4 separate regions of the Mus musculus genome follow, and all the other regions are linked to region 1. The links are chromatin loops, found by intact Hi-C in ENCODE. Cell type or tissue: heart. All regions are shown on one strand. Region 1 holds the start of Srrm4 (serine/arginine repetitive matrix 4). Region 2 holds the start of Gm36502 (a long non-coding RNA gene). Region 3 has its middle 21 kb from the start of Gm36841. Region 4 overlaps Srrm4 (serine/arginine repetitive matrix 4).

Region 1 (5,000 bases):
GCACTTGGCGATAGCTCGAAAAGTTTTCAGTCAAGTACGTACCCCGAGCCACACCGCCCACCCTAAGAAAGCAAGGGGGTTTGCATAGGAGGTGCGGAGTCTGTAGGAGTGTTGTTCCCCGTCAAAAAATTCCTGTCCCTTTTCAACAGCCTCTCCCTTACACAAGCGATAATTTCTCATGTTCCGGCGTGAGATACCGGGTACGACGGGCTTAGTCCAGACACCCTGTTCCAGTTGCCTGCGTCCACCCGTCAAGATTCTGGGGCACAGGCAAGAAAAGGGGGGGGGACCTCCCAGTGTCCCTAACTCATGAACGAGGTCATTACCTTGGCATCGGCTTGCGGGCTGTGATACTGGCGACGATGATGCTCTCGGGACGCGGAGTGGCCACTGCTTTGAAGGTCCCTTTCCAGAACTTCTCAAACAGCTGTTTCTCGCCCTGCTGCAGGCTAGCCATCCTGAAAGCCCAAGGAGCCCGGGAGCCTGGGGCGCTGTCCGAAGTGCTGAAACGTGGATTACAAACCCGATGACACGCCCTGGGCTCCGGGGCGCTGTCCGCGTGAAACCCCCAAGGGGTGGGGTGGGGAGAGATCGGAGTTCAGGGCGGGGGATGGGATAGAACGGGACGTCTCGGGTTAGGCAGGCAGCGGAGAAAGAAGGTGGTTCCCCGGCTGGGTTCACCTCTTGGCTTGGCTCTGAGCTGCGCTGGGAGCAGGCTGAGCTCCGTGTCTTCGGCGAAGCAAAGCTAGCCGGCTTTCTCTACCGCGCAGAGAACAGAGAGGAGGCGACCGGGGCGTCTGCCGTGCGTGCGCGTGTGAGCTCCGGCGCGCCCGGGTTTTGTCTCTTGCACAATGTGACGTTGGAAGGGGAGGCTGGTCGCGCGAGCTGTACTTTCCTCCCTCCCCTTCTCCGTCTCCTCCTTCCCCAGCAACCCCTCCTTCTCTGGCTCAGCCTCCCGCCGCCATCTGCATAACAAAAGCCCGCAGGTCTGAGGAGGAGAAAGGGAGGGGCGAGCGCTTGTCTCTAAGGCCCCGTGGCCACAGAGTTGCGACTCTGACCCCTCTGAGAAGCGACCCCAACACCTCAAACAGAATCAAAAAGGAGATTCTTTCTCTTAGCCCTCACCCTTCCTCCATCGTCGCAGGCCTTCCCCTCAACCCTTACATGCGCACTCCCGGGCCTGGGCCACCTCCCTATCCTTTTGCAAGACTTGGGGAGCATCTTCCATTGAGGGAGCTACTAAAAAATGCCCCACCTATCCACCCACGCCAACCTGCCTTCACCCACCCCACTTCTGGGATGGACTGCCGAGGTCTGCAAAGTGTGTGTGTGTGGGTGCCCCTATGATTTTCTTTACGCCTGGGGGGCTCTTCCACCCCCCCACCCCGAAAATGCCATTTGACGGACAATCCGTCACCAGCGCGGTTTCTCGCCATCTGTCGAGCCGGCCCCCACCCGCAGAGGGGCGCAGCGTCACATCTGTGCTTGCGGCGCTATAAAGGATATCTCTTTTGTGCCTCGCAGCCGGCCTGCTTCGCGTCCCCGCTGCCAAAGCCCTCCAAAAGAACACCCCTCCCCCACCCCCCTGAGAACCCGCAGCCTGGGTGTGAAACAACAGTCCGATTTGGCAAAGAAAGACTGAGGGGGGAAGGGGGGGGAGGGCTTCCGAGGATTACAAGTAACTTTTTGGTCTTTCCATCTTCTTCCTCCCCCCTACTCTCCCAGTCCCAGCAGAGACTCAGAATCTCAAACTCCAGATGCGCAGGCAGTAGACAACAATGTCTCCCCGTTTTGCCGTAAGGGTCTTCTTAGGGAAGATATCTTAGTGAGATTTCCCCAGCCCATTTCTCCTCTGGAGCCTTTTAATACTTGGGAGTTTCACCTACCGCCAGGGTTTAAAAGTGAAACTCCTACAAGGAGCTTCTGCTAAGTCTTACAAACCTCCAAGCACTGACACCGGGTTCCACCCTGAAGGCAGAAAAAATTCTCTAATTTTTGTTGACCTAGTAGCAGTGGGGAGCGAAGACACCCCCACCCCCACCCCCAACATCAGTGCGAACTTTGTAAGTAAGTCCTTTGTAAGAGAATAGGAGGTACACGGAGGGGGGAGCAGAGTAGGGGAGAGGAGGACAGGATGGGGCAAGAGAAGCCGGGACACAGGAACAAGGAGTGAGCGTTGGCCTGGAAGAGGCTACAGGAGGAGTTTGTGTGTGATGGCTGTGTGTGATGGCTGTGTACCGGTTTAGGAGCGCCAAGCGCTCACTCCGCAGTGACCCCTTCTGGTCAGTAACTAGAAGTGCATTTTGTTGGCTTTTAAAGGGAGTAGCAGAGATTAGGAGGTGGGATGGGGTTGGGGCTGGGAGACTTGAGGACAGAGGAAAGTAAACCAGGGAGTGAACTTTCCATGTCCTGATCCCCTGCATTCAAATTCCTCATTCTTAGATTGCGTCTAGGACCTAGCAACCCTTGGATGGCTGTCACTTTAAAAGCCATCGAGCTGTCTTCCCTCTTAGCCTTGACTATTTAAAGAGAGAGAAAAAAAAAACAGTAATCAGGTCTGGGAGAGCACTCTGGGAATAAGAGGCATACAAGACTGGAGCTAGGCAAAGTCTACAAGATGCCAATGAGCCCATGCTTCGAAGCAGACAGTGCTGTGGTTTCCAAGTTGTGTGCCTCCTCGAACAAGCTCAGGGCTTAGCACCCAGACTTTCAGCGAGTGACCTCAGTTGTTGTATTAGTAATTGTCTTGTTACTGTGAGCAAATCCCTGATAAGAAGCAAACTAGGGGACGAAGGCTTTATCTGGCTCAGGGTTTGATTGAGTCCATCATGGCGTGTGGGTTGGGGACGGGGAAAGCATAGGAACCTGATGGTCCTGTTACACCGTGGTAAGAAGCCGAGGGAGATGAAAGTTGCCGCTCATCTTTTTTGGATCCTTTTTACAAAATCTGGAACAACAGGTCCATCTCTACTCAAAGCGTGTCGGGCTATTTGTCTGACTCGCCGCTGGGATGCCCAAATGCCGCTTGAAAGCCACTCTGGGGAGGCAGAACACTGTCAGTAATAGGGCTCCCAGCCTGTGATTTCCCAGATGAGGATGTGAAACAGCGGGGTTTGGGACAGATGCTGTGGGGTTTGGGACGGATGCTGTGGGGTTTGGGACGGATGCTGTGGTTCCCTATCTGCTGTGTTCTCAGAGTTGCATCAGACCTCGGGGAGTTGGGAACAGGGGTCCATGGGTACCAGGACAGGGGTGGAATCCGGTTTGGTTTTGAGTGAATGCCAAGAGTCCGGATGGGTTGGAAGAGAGAAGGCCTTCTCTGGGAGATTTAGGTGCGAGTCTTTGTGACCAAGACCTCCCCCTCCTCAGCCCTGGGCAATCTCGATGAAGGACCTTGCTTGTCCAAACTGCTTTATTTGACGGCGGATGTGAACGTATACATCTTACTCGGGGTGAAGGAGGGATTAAATACTTTTTGCAGGAAGAAATGTCCAGGAAGGGAAGCTCACTGGCTAAACACACCTGACCTATTTAAATACCTCATTAGCATGGAGAACTCCGGGTTTTTATGCTACATGACCGATTCTCAAGGTCCTCTCAGTGGGGCATCATGGTTACATGTTCCAGATCAGGTAGTTTGGCAGGGAGCTGGCCTCACATCTTCTCAATTCTGAGGTTTCCTGGGGTTTGCAGCTTGCTCAACCTTACCAGTTCTTCTGTCTGGTGTCACAGTCCCACAAAAGTGGGTCTTCCCTTGTCAGTTAACTTTCTGGAAACATCTTTATAGAAAGAGAGATACATTTCCACAGTGCTTCAAGTCCAGTCGAGTACACAAGGAAGAACTCTCCCTTCTTGCCAAAGCTTCCATTTCAATATCTTACATTACATTTCTTGGGTGATAACCCAGTATCACCAGAGCAGCCTTGCATGGTATTTCACAAAGACCGAATATTCTGGGTTTAAATAGACTGGCTTCGGGGATTAACAGAGTCAACTGGACGGGCAGGCTACAAAGCAGTCTATGGAAACTAGTTTAGTAAAGAAAATCAATTATTATCAGAGGCTAAAAGCACAGCCTCTAGAATCAGATGGAGCTGGGCGTGGTGCACAGATCTGCTACTTTTTAGGCAGATGACCTTAGGCAAGGAACTAACTCCTGCCTCAATTTTTCTACCCTCCCCATCCTAAATGGAGACATTAAAACATATTTCACATGATTCTTGTGAGGGTTACATGATTTAAACATTAGGGCTGGTTTCTCTGATAGAACTCAAAGCCTCATTCCTTTGTCATTGTATACAGTAGAGCCATCTCTGTCTCCCTCACAGTGTGCCTGCTTGCTGCCTCCCCAGGGGCTATGCCAAGAGCTGATACACATCAGCGTGTTGGTTAGTGAACAGTGAGCACACACCCGTGACACAACTGGTATTTACCCTCTGTGTGCCATCGCTGGAAGACATTGCTAATTCTGACTCGAACTCCTGGGACCAGACCTCAGAATCCTTCCCAAAACCCACTTCTGGATAGAGTTCCCGGGTAAGTTAAAACTGGCACTCTTTGTATAAAAATCTACTTCCATCCACTCCTTCAGGATGCTTCTGTCCCCGATGGTGGTATCTTTTCAGTTGTGGAAGGACAGATGGGGCAAAAGGGACTCTGCTTACACCCACGAATTCCTCATGAAGATGAACAAAGCACCCTGAAGGAGGGCAGCATCTCACTTGTTATTTTACAAACTAAGAAATCAGTGGAATGGGTTAAGCTTCTACTTTCTGTGCATGTGTATATGTATGCACATTCGTGTGTGTATGTGTGTGCGTGTGTGTGTATTGCTTGTGTGCATGTAACATGCGGCGGTCAAAAGCAACCTCAGATGTCACTCCTTAGATGACATCAATCTTTTTACTGTGTTTGTTTGTTTGTTTGTTTGTTTACTAGCAGGGGTGACTCACTGGCCTGTAACTCTCCAAATAGCCCACCCTGCGCACGGGGGACCTGAA
Region 2 (5,000 bases), 360 kb before region 1:
CCCGGGTCTGTTACTTAAATCGGACTGCTACTGAGTGAGCCACGTTCCCTTCCAGAGCCTCAGTTTCCCCATCTGTTCAATGGAGCTCCTGCTAAGCCTACCAGCGACATTCACCTCTTCCCTACCCATTATCCCAAGGACATTCCTACTCAGACACGTGATGTTACCTGTCTGTGCCACATTGCAATCCCATCTTATAAGGGATCAGTGGAGACTTTAGTGGAGAGGATGCGCGCCACGGTGAACAAGACACTGTCGAGTGGCAAAGCCTGGGCATGGCACTGGGCTCAAGTGACATCAGAGCAACTTCTCTGTGTGAGAGGGTTGTCACTATGTAGCCCAGGCTTGACCTGAACTCATGATCTTCCTGCCTCACCCCCCACACCTCCAGTGCTGGGATTACAGGCACACACCACCATAGCCTGCATGTGTTCTTAATGACACTAGTCTCTCTCCCCCGATAGGATAGGGTCCTGTATCACATAGTAGGGACTAGCTGTTGATCTAAAAATAGCTTATCCTCTGAATTTCTGTCTATAAGGTAGAAAATCGGCACAATCTGTTGAAGGTCATGGTCAGAGGACCAATCTTCTAAGTCTGTGTTTTATGGAAGGATGTTCTAAACTCATCTTTGTCAGACCTGAGACTCTGATCTTCTGGAATCAGATTAAGATGGGAATGAATTCTGCTAAATGTGCTGGGAGTTGATACAGACATCAGGGAACAGCTGGGAGGTTCCCCGGAGCTGTGAGGGGGAGGGGAGGCTGTTTGAAAAGACAGAGATTTCTTGCAGAACCCAGGATCACCTGCTCAGAGATGACCCACCCCACCTACAGTGGGCAGGGACTTTGCAAATCAATCATTAATCAAGAAAATGCGCCCCTGCGGGACCCCCCCCCCCCCCGGCACTCATGCCTACAGGCTAATCTTATAGAGGCCTTTTCTTAATTAAGCTCTCCTTTTCCTAGGTAGGGTCGAGGTTTGTGTCAAGTTGACAAGAGACAAACAAACAAATAAAAACTAACAATCAGAGCCACATAAAGGGTACCTGGGACACACCGGTGAGGGGCATGAAGGACCTTGGCCACAGCACACGCTACAAAGTGAAATATGAATTTTTCTGTTGAGTTCAATTCATCACAAACCTCTTTGCCCAGGGCCGGTGGCCCTCCCCTTCCCCCACCTTCTTATGAACCCAGGGGACATGCCGTCACGCCTGGACATTGAAGGAGAGGAGAGAAGTGACAGAAGAGGGGACTGTCTTCTTGATGTGTGGTGGTGGGGAGCTATAAGGGAGTTCCTGTTTAGAACACGGAGTTTTGGGGGTGGTAAAGGGCCATAGCCCTGGGGAGGAAAGAAGCCCCTGCTGTCTGCGTTCTGAGCTCTCCTTGCTGTTTCAGACTGTGAGGAGAGACAGCTGACCGTGGGGGTACTTATTAATTATGAAGGGGACATGGTACTGCTAATGTGGTAAGGTTTGCAGATGCCAAGGGGTCAAGCTGGCCATGCGGGGACAGGCATGTTCCATGTGCCCCTCATGTGCGGACCTACTGTGTATCTGTGGAGCATCCTTCCTTCTTCTCTGTCCCAGCTTCAATGGTTTAGTTTTACCGCCCCCACCCCCGCAAGGAATCCTCCTCACCTCACGGGCATCCTTACTCCTACCTTGCCAAAAGGGAACCACAGGACCCAGAGACAGGGTGACTTCCTCAAGGTCAGGAAGACACCGGTATGGAGCGCAGCCTCCTGCTCCTGTGACCCTCATCTGACACAGGAGTCAGCGAGCTGTGACCTTCTGTACTGGGACGTGGCTAAACCCTCGTGGAAAACTGTGGCCTGTGGTAGCTTCCGGCTCCGACAGCTGCCCCTAGTGATCGTCTTACTTCCTAAAGATTTCTTCAAGCTGTCTTCCTTCCACGCCTGGCGGCAGTCTCCATCTCCATCACTGCCAGCCGTAGACAACACACAAACACACACACACACCCTTGCTCCTCCTGTTCCTTGTCCCTGCAAGCTATCAGGGCTCCAAAGCAGTGCCTGCCTGGTCTTCATCGGACACCGTGAGAAACTCCATGCTTGGTACAGGGAGCTTAACCAGGCTTACCAAGCAGAGATTCCTGCCACTATGTCACGAGTACTTGGGGCTTTTACCCACGGAATCATGTCACCGCGAGTTAAAAACAAAGAATTCTAGAGAGCGTATGAGAATATTTCCAAACTAGACAGCTGGGTAACTAACTACAAAGGGCTTCCAGGTCAGCAAGGGCAGCGAGGTGAAGATGTACCGGTAGGTGGCACTAGAAGCCATGGCTTTCGATCAAATTCCATTTTCTTTTGATCTGCCTCTCTCAGCTCTCTGCTTGATTGAAATGGAAATCGGCTGCCGGCTCCTGCAAGTCCCCCACCAGCCAGAGACTAAGACCCGTGCCAACAGCCCGTTCGCCAGTTTAAAAAGATAACAAACCATGCTTGTCTGAAAGACCAGCTATGGGCTGGAGAGATGGCTCAGGAGTTAAGACTTGCTATGAGGGATCAATGGTACAGCCGTCAGATGCTGGTAACCAACCCAAGTCTCAGTGAAGGGCTCAGGGATGTCCTTCATAACCCTGGATGAGCTTAAGGAAATAGGTTCTAGGATAGAGCTTAAATTCCACGCGTCGGGGAATGCACTAAGATTTTGAGGGAGCAAAGTAAAGACTGGTTGGAGCACCCTGGTCCAGTCTCATCAGAGAAATTTTTCTGTAATTGATTAGCAATGTCTGGCACAGCCCCTGGAGGAATCAGCACACTCAAGGGTACATGAGAGCCATAGGCAGCCTGATCAAGGAAGCAAGGGCTTCTACTCCATTGCCAGCCTTAAAGACTGGCTGGAGCACCCCGAGATCCGGTCTCATTAGAGAGATTTTTCTGTAACCAATTAGCAATGCCTGCCACGGCTCCTGAGGGGGAACCGGCACACACTCAAGGATACAGGATAGCCAGCCTGATCACCCTCAAACTGTGAGCCCAAAGAACGCCTTCCGTCCTTGGATTGCTTCAGCCAAGAACTAGCCCAGCCTACCAGTCATAGCCAGCTTCTCAGCCTTGACTTTCCTATGGAGAGCATCTAATCGTACATACGGGAGCTGACCCTACGCTGCTGGTGAGTAGAAGAAAACTAAGGGACAAAAGAGCTGGCCAGAGCTGGTTAGAGTGTGACCACAGAGCTCCTGGGGTGGGATGTCTCAGGTGCCTTCCTCAGGATGGCACTTTATGCAGACCTCATTAGGAGACATGGAGATCACCGAGGATAGCCCAGGTCTGCTACTGCTGCTGCAGGGTTAGGCTGCAATCAATCCAGCCTGTGCTTCCTGAATGCTGAGATTCCAGCCGCACTCTTGAGAATACTGTGTGGGCTCAGGATTCTCACAGTGGGCTGTGGTGGAGGACATCACATCGAGTGTCTCGGGAAGCAGAGGCCTGAGCTGATCAATCGAAGTGGCTGTAGGTGACTCTCCCTCAGTGGGGGCGGTGTCATGCAGACACCACACACCGCTCACAGAGCTTATGTCAAACTGAAAGCCAGCAGCTGATCTCTGGCCTTTCCACTCTCCCCTCCCCTTCCCATTCCTGAAGTAGGCCTAGAAAGCTAGAACTCTTGATTGCCAAGCCATAAAACCTAGAAAAGGTGCCTCCACGTGCTCCAGCAAGTTCCTCCCTTGTGTGATAAGTGTTCTGCCTCATACCTGTGTGTGTGTCTTTTGTAAGAGAGAGAGAGAGAGAGAGAGAGAGAGAGAGAGAGAGAGAGAGAGAATCTGAGTAGTCCTAGCTGAAACCTTAACACTATTTCTTAACATCTGTCATTCTTTCTCTCCTGCCCCCGACACCCACCCCCACGATCTGTTTCTTTCATCAGAAACACACATTTTCCCCGGGGCCTTCGGGCCATCATTAAGAAGACTCAGTGTCAGGGAAAAAGCAGGTTTCCGCAGACTCTGTGCCTGCCTCCTGTTGGTCCTTCCTTGCCACAGTCCATGCATAGCTGTGGAGACCAGTGACCAAAACGTGCCACTTTTCTTCCCTCCGTGGGCAATTCAGATGGAGGATGCTGCCAGCAGGAGCTGGGTATAAGAGTATGACTGGAGACTGGGGCGCAAGTGGTGGTGTGTCACTCAGGTTCTTCTGACGACCTAACACACAGAAGAACACACCTGAAGCTGGCAATGCTGTGCGGAGGCCGTGGGAGGTCACGCTAGCAAAATCAATTTAGGAGTGGGGAGCCCAGCCAAGTACTGAATAGACAGTGGTGAAGTCCATTTCATTAAATTAAAAAAAAAAATCAACATAGGTTTTTCTAAATGGCTTAAAAACAGATGAGGGGGGGGAGCGTGAAAGGGGGGGCGGGGAACATGTCACTCCTATCTTGCCAGAAAGTTGTTCACATTCTTCTCTGGAGATGACTAAAGTTGCCAAGTTTTGTAGCTACTTCTAGAGAGAGTTTACATAAATGCACACAAGCACACATACACACATGCATGCATGCAGGCAGGCAGGCATACATGCATACATACACAGAGTAACATTTGTCATGTAAGAATGAGGAACTGAACCCACAAAAAAGTGCTGGCTGCGGCACACGCCTGTAACACCAGCACTTGAGAGGTGAAGATGGGGGCTGGAGAGATGGCTCAGTGGTTAAGAGCACTGTCTGCTCTTCCAGAGGTCCTGAGTTCAATTCCCAGCAACCACATGGTGGTTCACAACCATCTGTAATGGGATCTGTTGCCTTCTTCTGGGGTGTCTGAAGACAGTTACAGTGTACTCATATAAATAGATTTTAAAAAGTAGTAGTAGTAGTAGTAGTAAAGATATGGGCTCCCAGCCTACCTAAAGCAGTGAGCTCCAGATTCAGGGAGAGGCTCTGCCTCACAAAAATAAGGTGGAGAATGATTGAGGGAGATACCCAAGGTTAATCTCTAGCCTCCACATACATGCATAGACACAGAGGAAAACACACACAC
Region 3 (5,000 bases), 210 kb before region 1:
TTTTATACAGGATGCCACGGTTCCAGGAGACTTAAGTTTCCGTGAACTTTTCGACTCGGGACAGCGCCCAGGTTTTTGGGGCCTGTCACGCATGTCACTACTAGAGTGGATGTAGCAATATACAAAGGGCTCACACATGCTCAATGTGGGCTTATTTATCTCAATTATATGACAGAAATTTAAGGAACAGTTACCACTTCCAGGCTCTTTGTATGGTGTTGGGATTTATTTAAGGACCAGATAGAGCTGCTGGTCTAATAGGATTGAAGCATGTCCATTGAGACACACACACACACATACACACACACACTTTATGATTGTCCTATGGAGTGAGAAGAGACCTAAGAAACCTCATATTGTCCTATGAGGTGAGGAAGACAGTCATTAACAAAGCAAGCCCACTCCACAGGGTTTGGTAGAGTGAACCCTGGCACCAAGAGAGAAAACTGAATGGAGACTCATTGTAAGGCTGTATAAACACTCAGATCAGATGAGAAAGACCTCTGTCTCCCCATGATGAACACCATAAACAGTAAGTTTTCATGCCTGTCTCAGCATGTAGAGCGGATAGTTTGCTCTACATGAATTGCCATTTTTTAAAAAATGCTCAAACAGTCAAGGATAAAGTTTAGGAAACACCAGGGAAGACAAATGTTATATTGATTTGCAGACTATGATTATAGTCGCAAGCATTCTCCTGCAGATGACAAAACTTCATTCAACCAATGGGTGAATGAACAGCTTAAATAAATAAATCTGTGGCCTCCTTCACTGTCAGAGTCATGGAGAGCAAAACTGCATGGAGAGTCCATCTTACCACAGTCAGGATGTCAGCCATTAAGAAAATAAGAAGGGGGGGGGGGGGCTAGAGAGATGGCTCAGCAGTTAAGGGCACTGACTGCTCTTTCAAAGGTCCTGAGTTCAATTCCCAGAAACCACATGGTGGCTCACAACCATCTGTAATGAGATCCGATGCCCTTTTCTGGTGTGTCTGAAGACAGCTACAGTATACTCATATAAATAAAATAAATCTTAAAAAAAAAGAAAGAAAGAAAGAAAGAAGGAAGGAAGGAAGGAAGGAAGGAAGGAAGGAAGGAAGGAAAGGAAGGAAAGGAAGGAAGGAAGGAAGGAAGGAAGGAAGGAAGGAAGGAAAGAAGAAAGGAAGAAAGAAAGAAAAGAAGAAGGGGACAGAGAGATGGCTCAGTGGTTAAGAGCACTGATTGCTCTTCCAGAGGTCCTGAGATCAACACCCAGCAACCACATGGTGGCTCACAACCATCTGTAATGAAATCCAAATGTCTTCTGGTGTGTCTGAAGAGAGCGACTATTCTCACATACATTAAAAATTATCATCATCATCAAATTCTGGTGAGGTTAAAATGTGGACGAAAGGGAAGAATCATCAGTCTGGCCCTTATGGATAATGTAGGAGAGTTTCTCAGAAAAAAAGAGTCCATCTACCATAGGACCCACATATCACTCCTAGGGGTTCACCCAAGACTCCAAGTCAACACAGAACAGAGACATTTACCCAGCAATGCTTACTGCAGCATGACGTCAACAACTAAGTTATGGAAACAGCCTAGGTCTCCAGGAATGGAGGAATGGATAGAGATGTGAGATATATACATATATATTATAATATACATATATATACATATATATTATAATATACATCTAAGCACTCAGGAGGCAGACACGGGGACAGGTAGATCAAGGCCAACCTATATACATAGAGAATCTTACGTTAGCTAAGACCATCTCTATAGCAAGACCTTGTCTCAACAACAGCAAAGACAAGCTTAGGCTGGACTCTATAAAATATTCTAATCTAGTCTAATCCAGCAGTTTTCATGCTTACTGATCTCCAGACATCTTTCAGTCTTAAACACTCCTAACTACCGCCAAGAGTGCATCTGTGCTGGTGTATGGACCAACCACACCAGAAATTTGAAAGGTGCATTTTATTTAAAACAGGAGACCCACAAAATGCTAACATTGACATATTTTTTATGAAAAATTTTATTTCCACAAATCAAAATATAAATGAAGGAGAGCAATGTATATACCTTTCCAAGTCATTTGAACACCAATAAAAGGAAGATGCCAGGATTCTCCCAATTGCTCCAACCTGCATTCTCCTGTGGGTCTCACGGGTCACACAATCTCTGGAGAGTTCCTCTGTGTGATAGAGGACAGGAGAGCGAAAACAGCGCCTTAGTCGAGTTGTCGAAATTTGATCGTGTAGCAGGCACCCTTTGGGGTCTCTGCTGCTCTCTTTGAGAGCCATGGAAGGATCTAGAAGAATGTCTACTATGTAGCATTTATAGCCATTAAGCGTAGAGCTGGAGACATGAAGGTACTTTCCTAAAACTAGAGGAGAATTTCTCAGATGATAGCGGCACTAGAGTGGTGACCCAGACTACCGGATGCAGAGTTCTTCCTGTGTCTCAGCGCTTCGTGTAATCTTTGACCCAATTCTTATAATGGGACTCGGTTTTACTCATTTTTTTTTCCTCAGAAGGAGAAACAAGCAAGCAAAAAAAGCTCAGAGATGTAGTGCCAGTTGCCCAAGATCACACAGCCATAACTAGGATTCAAACTCGGAGCTGTGTGCTTGCGTTCCGGCTTAGTCTATCACGTGTACATCTGTGGCATAAAATGCCGTTTATGTTGAGCAGCCCGAAGAGGAAGGCTCATCTTAAAATGTGGGCCGTCATCTTCAGGAGCTTGAACAGGTGGGGTGCTCCACAGCGCTGAAGGGTCCAGGCTCTCCAGAAGTCTACCAGAGATGAATCTGGCTGCAGTTCCTCAAGTCTCCACGGGGGACACTGTAGTCATCATGAGAGAATTTGCCAGTCCATCAAAAAACCATTCCATCATAGTTCCCTAGGGACTCAAAATGCCACTGATCAATCCATCAAGTTCGCTAAATTTGCCTATTTTTTCAGAACCCGATTTTAAGGACAATTCTTATCAAACGTTAACGACTAAGACATATACTCTTTTTTTTTTTTTTAAATAAAGTCAGTGACAAGGATCCATCAGAACGCACTACTAATGTGCTCAGCGATAATACTCAGTAACTTTATATGTTTTGAATACTTTTATGATGAAATTATTCAAGGTGTTTTAATTACATCCAATATCCTGTTTAAGATATTCTCCAGGAGCAAGCAGTCGTACAAAGGCTAAAACAGCCTCCCGCAATATTTAGCTTCCGACAAATGGGGCTTACAGTGCTGCCAAGGAGTGTGTGTTCACTGAGTACATTTAAGATGAATTTATTAAGGCCATTTTCATATTCATTGAATATTAGAGCATCCATCTCCAAGTCCAGCAAGTTCAGCAAACCCGTGTGTTGCTGATCTGGCTTTTAGCCAGGTATCCATCTGTGGTGAGATACTCTGATTTCTGTGGAAGTCCAGGGAGTGTTAGATCCCACTTCAAAAGTCTTCACTTGGAGTTAACGCTTCAGAGGATAGGAAAATATGGTTATGATTAGGCTGGCCACCATGTGTGACCCTAGTTCCGGGGCATCTGACACCCTCTTTTAACCTTCCTGGGTACCTGAACATACACAGAACACATACACACACTCAGACACACACACACACCATTAAAAACAAAAACAGGATCCCTTTAATGAGGATAATGATAAAAAGACGGCTGAAGTGGCTTCCCCAAGGTCAATTCTTCAACCTAAGGAGGGGTGAGATTTGAACTTAGAATAGGAATTTTCCTCAGCTGGGAATTCTCACTCGGGCAGGGAAAGGCGTCATCTAAGGCAGATGGGGATTTGAACTCCAAGTCCGTAGTCCTGGTTACTGATTTGTTCGTTCTTCCCTCTCCCGACTCCCTGCAAAGATGGTCTTCCTAGATCATCGTTAACCAGCTTAGTTGGTGAGGTGCTTGCCTGGCAAGCTTTCGAACCTGAGTCCCATTCCCAGAAACCGATGTTTTAAAAAAGCTGGCTCAGGCTCGCAACCCCAACTGCTAAGGAGGTGGAAACAGGTGGATCCCAGTGGTTTGATAGTCAGGCAGCTCAGCCTGCTTGGTGACTTTCAGGTCACCAAGAGACCTCAAAACAAACAAATGGGGAGGGGGAGGGGTGCGGCGGGGGTAGGGAGCACTTGAAGAATTTCAATTGCAGCTGACCTAGGGCCTCCATAGGCATGTGCACATGTGTGCCCCACCCCCTCACCCCACCCAAATAAATTCTCACACATATACAGATGCAAGTTTAAAAAAATGAAAGATGAGCTGTGGTCCTGGTGAGCACTGATTGACAGGGACTTTGCATGAAGGCTTCTGGGAACTGAAGGGCAGGATTTGATGTGAGGGATTCTGGGAGCTGGAGGGCGGGGTTTCGATGTGAAGGATTCTGGGAGCTGGAGGGCAGCTTCGTGGCTATCCCCATAATTCGGGAAAGGAAGGGAAATTGTTGGGAATCAGGAGGGCAACCTCTTCTCCTTTCTCTGCTCCATGTTCAAACAAAGGTCACAGATATCTGGGTGACCTCCCTGTCTGTACATTTACCAAGTGGTCATGTGGAGCTCGCATAATGCCTTCTAAGGTGCTAAAAAAAAAAAAAAAACAAAATGGAAGGACCATAGTTAAGCCAGGGTAGATACAGCAGAAATTTCATGAGCCCCAAAGTATTCACTTTCTTCTTCTCTTGAAGAACAGGTTCTCTGTTTTTCCTCTTGAAAACATGCACCACATCTGCATCGCTGATAAATTAGAAAACATACTTTAAAACGTCCAATGAATCTACCCTTCCTTACACGGAAGCATCTTTGATGATACCCGTGTCTGTCTAGGGCTTTCGTTTCTATGGGGGTTTTAAATGGCATCATAGCGTTCATACACCATTTGTAAGCAGATGTGACTCATTCCTTGTGATTGTAAAGACTATTCCCCAACATGATGTGTGTGTGAATATGTGTTTCTGTGTACCTGTGTCTGTGTGTGTGTGCGTTTCTGTGGGTGCATGCTAG
Region 4 (5,000 bases), 100 kb before region 1:
TAGAAGGCGTGGTTTCAGACAGTGAGGGGTTGGCTCCTTAGGGTCTGCAGAGCCCTTGGAAGGAGCTGGGTTCTCACTTCAGTGGGCTCTAAGCAAAGGAGTAATGATCTGACTTCGATATTAAAAAAAATCTCTTCTGGCCCTCATTCAGTGGAGACAGCAAGGGAGCTGGCAAGATATAGGGGGAGCAGTGGGCGGGGCAAGACATAGGGCGAACAATGGGCGGAGCTAGACAGAGGGAGAGCAGTGAGCAGAGTGAGACAGAGGAAAACGGTGGGCAGAGCTGTTGCTGTTGCTGCCTTCAGGCCTGGCAGGGCCCGGATTCTCAGACAGTCACGGCAGAATCAACGGGGTCTGCATATGGATTGGAAATGGGGCATAAAAGAGAGGTCAAAAGTCACCCCAAAGTGTGTGACCTGGGCTGTCTCTCACGGAGCTGGGAGGGTAGAGTCAGGTGTGTGTGAAGGGTTCTCTGGAGCTCAGTCTTGGAGCGACACCTTATTAGGATCTATGAATGACACGCCACACTAGGTTTCGTTGTGGCGGTTTTTTATACATAATATATTTTGACTATGTTCACCACCATCGCCGTCTCTCAACCTCCTGCCAGTCTGGCTGATCCTTTCTTCAACCAGTCACTCCAGCGGCACTCTCATATCTTTTTATTTACTTCCTTTGGCGATCCAGCGAGTCTCATTACAGTATTACAGAAGCATGGGCCTCTTGCCAGTCACTACACCACTGAAGAAAAATATCTCTCCCTTCCCTGGCCGCTGCTAACTGCTTATGGATCTTCAGGGAGAGATGTGCCTTGTGAGCCAGTCCCCCAAGTGTTATTTTGAGATGCCAGTTAGATACCCACAATGGGCTGGGCAGCGGGCAGCAGGAAATAGGAGCTTGGATGTCAGGCGACACATAGGAACTGGGAAATGCATCTGAGAGATGCTGCATTCAGTACAGTAAAAGCAAGGGTTGGACCATCTGGCGTTGAGGTGGAGCATCTGGCTGGACTTTGGTGGGGACAGGACAGGGAGGGAGCTTTGAGGTCATCCTAGAGGAATTTGGGGATAATAAAATATCTCTGTAGGAGTGCTCCATCTGGATGGACCTTAAGATACGCTCACAAAGCACAGAAAGGTCCAGCTCCCCCATTTAGATGCATACATTCATTCATCCAACCATTCATCCATTTATGCATCCCCTCACTCTCCTGCTAACCCTGTCATTTTGCTTTCAGTAGACCCAGACATGAGTCCTTTCCTTAAGTTTGAAGTCCAGCAGGAGAGACGGGGCTCTGCATACAATAAATCATTCCACACAGGAGGAAAACATCCAAGAAAGGAAGCTAGCAGGGAGGAGAGGAGTCAGTCTTCAGGAAGCAAAGGCAAGTGGGTGCAGGAGGCCAAGTCTGGTCCAGGAGGATGTTGAAGAGGCTAGACAGGAGCTGTCAGAGAATCAGACTGATTGTTCACCAGCTGCGTGGCCTGGCCCAGTCCCTTCCTTCTTGCTGAAAGTGCAGTCGCCTGGCAGAGCTGCCCCGTAGGGAACAGAAGAGACAACATGTGCCCTGTGCTCAGACACCGCCTGGCTCTTGGTGGCACTTTCAAGCTTGCCTCTGGGGAAACACTCATTGCTGATTTGGATGGCTTTCCCTGAGAGAGCCGGAGGAGGAGAGGGAGGAAGGTTGGGGTGCCATTGGGGGTATGTTGAAAAGCTTCATGCCAGGTTAGCTTTGGTGCCCACCAAGAAGTGTGTCTGGTTCGGCACCTGTCAATACCATGTGTTACATTCTTCAGTGTGTCCTGGCTTCTCTCTTAATAATTCAAGGATGGGTGAATTGTCCTCTCTTTCCAATCAGGGCTAACTACTGAGCTCCTGCAGGAAGAGAAATCCACACACACACAAACAAACACACACACACACACATACACATAATACATATGTACACACATGTGCACATGCACACCTACCCACAAACACACACATGCACACATGTGTATGCACACATACACACATGCACACATACACACACGTACATATATATGTACATACGTGTGCACATGCACACCTACCCACAAACACACACATGCACACATGTGTACGCACACATACACACATGCACACACATATACATGCACACACACAGACACACACATGCACATGTACACACATGAATGCACACACATGGACAAACACACATGCACACAACACCCCCACACATGCATGTACATGCACACAGAGACACAAGCATGCGTGTAAGCACACACATGTACACGTATGTCGCACATCCACCTCCCTACTCACACACATATACACTTATGCTGCCCCAGACTGTATGCAGTTGGGGACAACATTCTTAACAAGCAGAGGACAAGCAGCTGCAGAAGCCTACAGAGAGGACAGAGCAGACAAGCCACTAATCTCGTTGGCAGGCGGCAAGCAGGCAGCGAGCTCCGAGGACTGGGCTCGTTAGTTTTAAAATAACACAGCAGAGAACCAAGATAAAGGGTTTCCATGGGGGAAGCTGTCAGATACCATGTCTCACATGCCAGAGACACTGGAGGGACCACTGGTCCCTCTCCCTGAGTTGTCTGTATCACTAGATCCCTGTGTCAGTGTTTGTCAGAGCCAAGTCGGCTCTGAGAACACTGGGCTCAAGCACTTTAAGCTTATATAGTCCCTGTGGACAGTGATGGGGGCAGGGGCAAAGCCGAGCTCATCAGCTCTGCAATGGAGTGGGTACCGCTGCTCAGTCAGACTCCTGGTTCTTCCTGAGCTGTCTTCTTCCATGCTGTCCTGCGGACACAACCCTTCTGTCCTGAAGTCACTCCCACCATCCGTCAGTCAGGCATGCTCTGCTCCTCGCTCCTCCGTTCTTGGATCTTCTATCTAAGACAGACCCAAGGCTCTTCTCTACTGAATGCAAAGCGACCGTGAAGACTGCGGTTGTCTGGGGCTGTCATAGATGTGATGTGTTGGTCTGGATGTTAGGATTACCTGCCGTCTAAGGGGGTGGTGATATGCGTAGCAAGTTTCTGAACACTGAGTAAATGACTGATGCGTGTTTTTGTTGTTGCTGTTGTTGTTGGGTTTGGGGGATGGGGATGAGGAGGGTGATGACGGTCATGGTGGTGATGGTTGGACCATGAAAGGCAGTCTGTGTTCTGGTTGAGTGAGACTTACTCCGGAGACCCAGTAGAAAATTCTACAAGGGACAGAACCATAAGCTATGCCCCCAGACACAAATGCCTGACACCACAAGCCCTCAACTCCATCATGCTGTAGCTATCAGTCACACAGGCAATGCTCTAAGCTCCTGGTATTCTGGCTCGACTCCACACCCACAGTTACCTGGCAACAGCCAGGTATGCCCCGCCTCACAGTTACCTGGCAGTAAAAGGAGCTGCTTGTCCCCTCCTCTCTCTCTTGTCTCTCTTAAGCTCTTGTTTTCTTACTCTCACTTCTCCCTCTCCTCCCCTTCCTTCTCTCTGTCCATGAGGCCATGGATGGCCTCTACTTCTTTACCTTCTCTCTCTCTCTCTCTCTCTCTCTCTCTCTCTCTCTCTCTCTCTCTCTCTCTCTCTTTTCTACTATAAAACTCTAAAACCATGGACAACCTCCTATCATCTAGATTCGCCATGCTGGATCGATGGATTAGACCTTCCCCTAAAGAGCCCCATCTAATCTCTCACAGGAAGGCTTCTCGGCATTTCCAGCTGCCAGACCGGACCAAGGACTCTCGCCTGTGTGGGAACCACCCAGCATCTTTCTCCTCTGCCCCTTCTCCCTTCGGCCCTGGGGCTGACCAAGCTGCCCCTGGGGCCCCCACTTTGTTCTCAGCTCGTCCTCAACATCCAGCAGAGTCTGGGATGTCTGAGACTGAGAACCTGTCGTCTCTGGCCTCCATGAGGCCCAGAGACATCATAGCCAGCTCTCCCATGGTTCTCAGCAGTCTGTGGTGCCCAAGAGTCAGAGCCAAGTCTGTGCCTTCCCCACGTCCCCCCGGAGGGGGGTCCGGCGGCCTAACACGACCCGATGCCCATCCAGCGGCGGTTCCATGGGGTCCTACATCAGTCTCCCAAGTCTACCTGTCCAGTCTCCCCGAGCTCTGGTGGGAATCGAGTCTCTCCTACCCCCTTATTTTCCCACATCCGGCACCTGGCAGGTGATGATGGTGATGATGATGGTCATAGTGATAGTGGTGAGGGTGATGATGACCGTGAGGATGCTGAGGATGCTGACCCTGATGCTGACAGTGATAACAATGGCAGGATGGATACATGTTGTGGCCATTCCATACCAACCCCACCAATCAGCAGAAAGCTTTCAGAAGATTCCACCTCCATTGCCCGGAAACCAATCACCAGTGTGCTCTCAAATCACCCTTTCTCTCAATCCATCCTTTGTCTACACCATGCTCTCCTCCCTGTAGAAGAAAGGGAACCCTGGGGAAAGCCAGTGTCTAGCTTTGCATGGCAGTAGCCATTTCTCAACTCCGGCTCAGGCATCGGGTCCTCTCACTCATGGGAGTAGCTCCTCCACACCGTTTCTGAAGATGCAACTGTTGGCAAAGGTCTGTTCCTCCGTGGAGATGTTTTATCAGCCTTTTAAAAGTCAAACCCATTACCCGAGGATTGTGAGTTTATTAGGGAAGTTCATCTTTATTAGGTAGCCAGACTCACGATCACCTCCCATTGAATTTTATGGGCTCTCTCCTTGGCCCCAAAGGGATTTCAAACGTGTGTACATGTGTGTGTGCATTTGTGTGTACGTGTACTGGGACACCTTAGGAAAGCTCCCTCCTGCACGTGTATGAGCAGCCATCTCTTAAAGCTCCGTGGCTTCTCAACTGATAACAGGTAGGAATTTAACAGTCAGAAGCCACCAGGGCTTTGGGATCAAGCTGACTGGAGCTTAAAGCTGGTCCTGCTGTTTTCCCCGCTGTGATCTTGGATGAGCCCTCTCACGTCCCTGGCAACATGGAGATGATTACGGTGTCT

Evidence for each region. Peaks named below come from ENCODE experiments on the same cell type or tissue, not always from the same donor. Only the 100,000 strongest peaks of a DNase experiment are listed, where the experiment ranks them.
Region 2: a loop joins it to region 1, with 8 times the contacts of the local background. A loop is called at or near these places in 13 of 42 quality-filtered maps.
Region 3: a loop joins it to region 1, with 4 times the contacts of the local background. A loop is called at or near these places in 4 of 42 quality-filtered maps.
Region 4: it touches region 1 in a loop (2.5-fold over the local background); 3 of 42 quality-filtered maps call a loop at or near these places.

What each region holds. Positions count from the first base shown.
Region 1 is chr5:116,591,008-116,596,007 of GRCm38, forward strand. Srrm4 (serine/arginine repetitive matrix 4) reads right to left here and starts at 810. Exons shown (of 13, transcript NM_026886.3): 1 at 327-810. The coding sequence starts at 457. In heart, a CTCF peak has its summit at 2,280 (motif pointing left); no DNase peak of the experiment used is centred here; H3K4me3 peaks cover 2,004 bases; H3K27me3 peaks cover 4,398 bases.
Region 2 is chr5:116,229,675-116,234,674 of GRCm38, forward strand. The region is part of intron 1 of Ccdc60 (coiled-coil domain containing 60); the gene reads right to left. It overlaps Gm36502 (a long non-coding RNA gene), which reads left to right and starts at 2,396. Exons shown (of 4, transcript XR_001784946.1): 1 at 2,396-3,142. In heart, a CTCF peak has its summit at 2,285 (motif pointing right); no DNase peak of the experiment used is centred here; H3K4me3 peaks cover 366 bases; H3K27ac peaks cover 336 bases; H3K27me3 peaks cover 283 bases.
Region 3 is chr5:116,383,397-116,388,396 of GRCm38, forward strand. No RefSeq gene overlaps it. Among named protein-coding and RNA genes, the nearest start is that of Gm36841, 21 kb to the right of the region's middle. In heart, a CTCF peak has its summit at 2,819; no DNase peak of the experiment used is centred here.
Region 4 is chr5:116,489,602-116,494,601 of GRCm38, forward strand. The region is part of intron 1 of Srrm4 (serine/arginine repetitive matrix 4); the gene reads right to left. Among named protein-coding and RNA genes, the nearest start is that of Srrm4os, 53 kb to the left of the region's middle. In heart, no CTCF peak of the experiment used is centred here; no DNase peak of the experiment used is centred here; H3K4me3 peaks cover 566 bases; H3K27ac peaks cover 564 bases; H3K27me3 peaks cover 243 bases.